Linked DNA regions of Homo sapiens: region 2 is linked to region 1. Evidence: chromatin loops called from intact Hi-C (ENCODE). Cell type or tissue: ovary. All regions are shown on one strand. Links, peaks and the distances in the headings refer to the core of each region. The heading gives the core; the rest is flanking DNA.

What was found. Peaks named below come from ENCODE experiments on the same cell type or tissue, not always from the same donor. Only the 100,000 strongest peaks of a DNase experiment are listed, where the experiment ranks them.
Region 2: a loop joins it to region 1, with 6 times the contacts of the local background. A loop is called at or near these places in 16 of 110 quality-filtered maps.

The regions. Positions count from the first base shown.
Region 1 is chr2:120,679,076-120,681,989 of GRCh38, reverse strand. No RefSeq gene overlaps it. Among named protein-coding and RNA genes, the nearest start is that of GLI2, 55 kb to the left of the region's middle. In ovary, for the core only: a CTCF peak has its summit at 1,527 (motif pointing right); a DNase peak (open chromatin) is centred at 1,549.
Region 2 is chr2:119,640,441-119,643,354 of GRCh38, reverse strand. The region is part of intron 21 of CFAP221 (cilia and flagella associated protein 221); the gene reads right to left. Among named protein-coding and RNA genes, the nearest start is that of TMEM177, 37 kb to the left of the region's middle. In ovary, for the core only: a CTCF peak has its summit at 1,578 (motif pointing left); a DNase peak (open chromatin) is centred at 1,594.

The DNA.
Region 1 (2,914 bases), core at 155-2,654:
CTGAAGAGAGAGGGTGGAAGATTGTGAGATGTCCAAGATGGGTCTGGCTGGTGAGTGGAGCGTGGACCCAATCTCTCCTCCTGGGCAGTTCATGCAGGCTTGGGTGGGGCAGCCTGAGCTGTAGAGTGGGGTTGGCTGGTACCCGGGGCGCGCCTGCCTTCTCTCCTTTGGTGAGCAAGTGTACTCTCACTACCACAGGGAAAACCTCCCCTGGAGCCCTCTGAAAGCCACTGGCCATATCATCTATTTCTAATGAGGTATAATTGTGGACAGGAATGGGGGCCTTGAGGCTTATAAGGAAAGCACACTCCACATCTGGGCTTTGCAATTGGGGCCCACTTTTACTGGCTGTGCCCCTTGGGATAAGCCCAGCCCAACCCTCAATAGCTGGCAGTGACCCATTTGGCCGGCCCCTGGGCTGCTCCCCAACCCTCTCCTTGCTCTGTGCATCTGCAGAGGCCTGAATGCCCCCTCAAGGCACACTCCAGGCCCTGTTCAGGCAGACCAGACCCTACACTGAGCTGGCCCTGCTCCCATCCTGCCGAGCCTCCATTAATGCTGTTTGGTATGGAACCAGCTCCAAACAGACAGCAGCCCTCAGTTAAAAGTATGAACAAAGAAGGCACTAGACCAAGCACATCAGCCAGGGCTTGTGCTGGGCTGAGGATGGGTGCCCACTGACTCCAGGGAGCTCCTGCTGTGAGTTCAAGACTGCACTCGGTGGTGAGGGATATGTGAGGCAGGAACATGACTGAGAGGCAGCGGGAAGAAACAAGAGTCATCCATCATGAAACCTGTGCCCTCGTGCAGGAGCCGGCCTCCCGTGTGAAAACAGCACTGCTGACCATGGGTAGAAGAATCGGTGGTGGCTTCAGTTTATGACCACCCTCCAACAACCCAGTAATGGAGGGCATATTATTATTATTAATTTTACTATTATTTTTAGGGGTGAGGTCTCACTCTTGCCCTGGCTGAAGTGCAGTGGCGCAATCACAGCTCACTGCAGCCTCTTATTCCTGGGCTCAAGTGATCCTCCTGCCTCAGCCTCTCTAGTAGCTGGGACTACAGGTGTGCACGACCACAGCCAGCTAATATATTTGCTTTTTTAGCAACAGGGTCTCACTATATTGTCCAGCCTGGTCTCAAACTCCTTGGATCAAGTGATCCTCCCACCTCAGCATCATGAGTAGCTGGGATTACAGGTGTGAACCACTGTGCCCAGCTCAAGGGAAGGAATACTATTATGCCCATTTTCCAGATGAACAAGCAAGCTCATAGAATTTAAGTCGCTTGTCCAAGATCAATTATTAAGTAAGTAGCAGAGCTGGGATTTGAAATCAGGTTTGCCAGGCAGTAAAGGCTACTCATTTCCAAGCTGCTCCTGGCCAGTGGCCCATTGAACTCAAATGGGGACGGGGACACACACACACACACACACACACACACACACGCACATGCGCGCGCACACACACACACACACACACACACACGGGTTCAGGAGGAACAGTACTATGCATAATGACCACCAGGTGGCGCCCCAATGTCACAGTTGGGACACCTGACTCCACAGCAGTTCTTCCGAGAAGAAAATCGAGGGCCGGTCTGGAAGGAGGGGAGGGAGGCCCGGGACAGTGGGTTCTGTGCGTCTGACCTAGCCCTTGTCCAAGAGCCCAGGTGTGTTGGAGGCTTGAGTCAGGATGAACCCAGCATAGCAACAGACACCGAGTACAGGGGCTTCACCTGCAACGGTCTATGTTTCGGTTTCTTTCCCTGCCTTGTGCGTGTGGCAGGGAGCCCCAGGCTGGCCTGAGTTTCCTGGTCGGCTGTATGTCTGGTGTTTCTGGCTCAGTGCTGAGCCTACAAGGCCGCCTGCTTCATGGCAGGCATTTCACGGCACGATGCTGCCTCCTGCTTTCTAGTCTTTTAGAAAGCACACACGCAGGTGTGCCAGAGGGGGCACTTCGTGTATCTCCCAGAGCTGGACATGGATTCTATTTCTTGTGTCTGCTGCACCAGGACGCTGGGCCTGAGTGCATTCTGGTTCCCGCTGCTCACTGCCATGGGCTCTGTGGTTAGGGCCTTGGGTGATGCTTCAGAGTGTGAGGACTGTGAGGAGCGCACGTGCGTGTGTGAGCGCCTGGTCTTGGATGTCCTCAGAGGCATCCATGCATGAGTTCCACTGTGGCTGTGCCCACAGGCCCTTCAGGCCCCCAAATTCCCCTGCAGCTTCTCAGCCACCCTAGGAGCATGGGCAAGGAGAGCACGTGATGGCTCCCGTGCCCCTCGATGGCACAGGAATCTCCGCAGTGCCATGGTCATCTTCTGACACTCAGGCACTCCATGGGGCACAGGCTCAGTTCCCCTCTGCCCTCAGGTCCTGAAAGCCCATCTTGGGCTTTTCACCTTGGGATCCACCACATGCCTCCTCCTGTGGACCCTCCCTGTCTCTTCATTCTCCCCTCGGCCTGGGCACCCATGGTCCGGTCTGGGTAGGGTGGAGAGGCTGATGTTCTCCCGCTGCCCCTTCCCCAGCATGTTATCGCACCAGGTACGTGCTACCTCCTGCGACAGCAGATTTTTGGCGACGAAGACCAGGAAAGGCCAGCATTGTTGTTCTCCATGGTATGCACACATTTTTGGTGGTCCCAGCGACTTAAGGTGTGGATGGCTTTTGGGGGTGTCCAGGCATGCAGAGCATCCTGCAACACAGAGGAAGATCAGAACTACAAACAGCAGGCCTCCTCTGCACCCCCACCGGGAGCCGGCTGGGCCAGCAGGACACTCTCACGCTGCAGCGTTCCTCCCAGGGGAGGAAGAGGAAGCAGGGCTAGGGGAGGGGCTTCAGGGAGACGTGGCCAGGGACCTCAGGTTAGAGTTCATTTCTCCCATAAGGGCAGGGGCAGGTGGGTGGAAA
Region 2 (2,914 bases), core at 267-2,766, 1.0 Mb after region 1:
TGAAGAGTAAAGAAATAAATGAGCTGCTTCGATTATTACGAATACAAAAATGACTTGGAATAAATAAACACTAACTATATTGCATGGTTTAACAACAAACAGTTGTCAGGGGCAAAAGATACAAGGCAAACCTCGTAAGTAATAGGAGCTAATTTATTCAAGCAAAATGGCTGCAAAGTTGGAATATCATTAATGGATTTATAGGAAGTTGCTATGGACTGAATTTTGTGTTCTCCCCAAATTCACGTTGAAACATAACTCCCAGGCCAGGTGCAGTGGCTCACACCTGTAATCCCAACACTTTGGGAGGCCGAGGTGGGAGGATCACTTGAGGCCAGGAGTTTGAGATCAGCCCGGGCAACATAGCAAGACCCTATCCCTATTTACATTAAAAATAACAAGAACTTAACCCCCAATGTGATGGTATTTGGAGATGGAGCCTTTGGGAGGTGGGTTAGGTCATAGGGGTGGAGCCCTCATGAATAGGATTAGTGCCTATCAAAGAGGCCTGAGAAGCTGGGTGCAGTGGCTCCACTTCTGTAATCCCAGCACTTTGGGAGGCTGAGGTGGGAGGATTGCTTGAGGCCAGGAGTTCAACACCAGCCTGGGCAATGTAGCAAAACCATATCTCTACAATAAATAAATAAAATTGGCTGAGCATGATGATGCACACCTATAATCCCAGCTACTTGGGAGGTTGAGGAAGGATAATCAGTTGAGCCCAGGAGTTTGAAGCTGCAGTGAGCTATGATTATGCCACTGCACTCCAGCGTGGAAGATAGTGATATCTCATCTAAAAAAAAAAAAAAAAAAAAAAAAAAGGCCTGAGAGCTCCCTTCCCCTTTCTGCCATGTTTGGACACAGTGAGAAGACAACCATGTAGGAACCAGGAAGCTGGCCCTCACCAGACACCAAGTCTACTGGCACCTTGATCTCGGACTTCCCAGTCTCCAGAACTGAGAAATAAATTTCAGTTGTTCATAAATTACATCTATGGTATTTTATTATAGCTGCCCAAACGAACTAAGACAGAACTTAAAAAAGGAATTACACTTCTTATTTTGTACCTGTTTTCAGAAATAAAAACATGACCTAGAGTCTTACATCCCGTGGAAATCCATGCTAAGAAGATAGATACAGAATCCTCCCTTGATTTTATGAGCTGTTATGCAACTGCAGTTTATTTAGAAACAAACTGGCCCAACAAGAGCACTCAGGCACATAAGCTGAAAGTAACAACTCATGGTTCGAGAGTTTTCTTTAATTCATGGAGAGTTCATGTTTAATTCATGGTTATTCAAGCCCAAGGTAACTGCATTCTCACTGCTTGTTGAAAGAACAGCCTCGGGAGATTTTTTTCCAAGGACATTGCTTTGGAAAGAAAATAGGATGCTTTTTCTTGATTCTCAAGAACGGTACACGCTGACAACGGGTGGACATGGTCAGCGGGTCGCCACTTCTCACCATTCCTCATTTTTCTTATTCAGTGTGCTGACAGCACCCCAGACCCGGTTTACTGACTGCATAGGTCAGTTCTGAAGCATCCTCACCCCGCAGCAAAATGAGGCAGTCTGTCAATGTGGTGACGGACTATCGCCATCTGGTGGCGATGGAGTGACTGCGCCGCTTAGTGGGCGGGGAAGGAGGGTAGAAGTGAGAGAAGAGTTACTAAGCATGCACCAGGCATGATGCTAGATGCTTCACAAGATCATTGCACTTTTATCCTCACACACACACAAATGTGAGGATGCCATCACTGCCTCTCCCTCAGAGAGGAGGAGATTATTGCTCGAAGGGCTTCATTAGTACGTAGCTCGCCCAAGGACTGAACTGGTGATACATCCAGTGTACAATGGAGGCAGGTCTCTCCCATGCCAAAGCTTTCCTTCTCTCTTCCATGCCATTGTTCCCGCCAGTTCTGGAGATTTGACATTCTAGAAATATGCTAAAAATGTAGAACAAGGATGCTGGTTTTCAGATGGCAATAGGGTGGTTGAGGAAAGGATGAAGTATAATAATTGGAAAGAAGCATATTTTTGAGCTCTTGCCATGTCCCAAATCCTATGCTGGGTGCTTTTTGTTTACCGCATGCTAATCTTCAGGCAAAGGAGAGGAGTAGAGAAGCCCTAAGGAAGTGACCCCAAGGGGACGGCACATGGGAAAGCCTTGACGTAGATGACGTACAGCTGCATTTGGCTTAGTTCAGGAAGAGCTTACCAATGAAGCCCTTCAATGAAGATGATGAAGGAGGAAGTCAAATTCAGTGTTCTGGGGTCACAACCCAGATTCCAACTATCTCCTCAAATACCTGGGGAGGTGTGGGTGGATGTGGGTGGATGGGACGGCTGCACTTGTACACTACAAGTTGGGTGAGCTCTTGTACTCTTACTAAAATTAAAACATCAACGCTGAGAATGGCCTTTGCAACAAGTCCAATCCCCTTGTCTTACTGACAAGAGGACTGGGCCCAGAGAGTTGGCCAAGGGGCATGGCTGAGGTCACATGACTCCTGGAGGTCATGTAGCCTCCCTGGTGAGTTTCTGAGTCAGAGGATCCAGGTTACCCGAGTGGGAGCTGGGGTGTGTGTAAAGATCACCTACTGATCTTGGTTGGTGGCAGAGCTCAGGTTTCTTGGCCACTCTTGGAGCCATGCCAGGGCTCTGCCACCTTGGGGTGGGCCTCATTCTGGATCAGAGGATTGGAACTTTGTTTGACAGCTGATGATAATCATTTTGGGACACCAGTCACATCTGTTCACCAATCACTCACTTAGCTGTATTTATAAGGATAGTGAACTGAAGAAGCGAATTCAAGGGCTCAGGAGTCAGCGATTGGCCAGGCAGAGTCTAATGAAAAGGCACCAGGCTACTTCTTTGATATCTTATGGTTTTGAAGAGCTATTAAATAAGCAAAT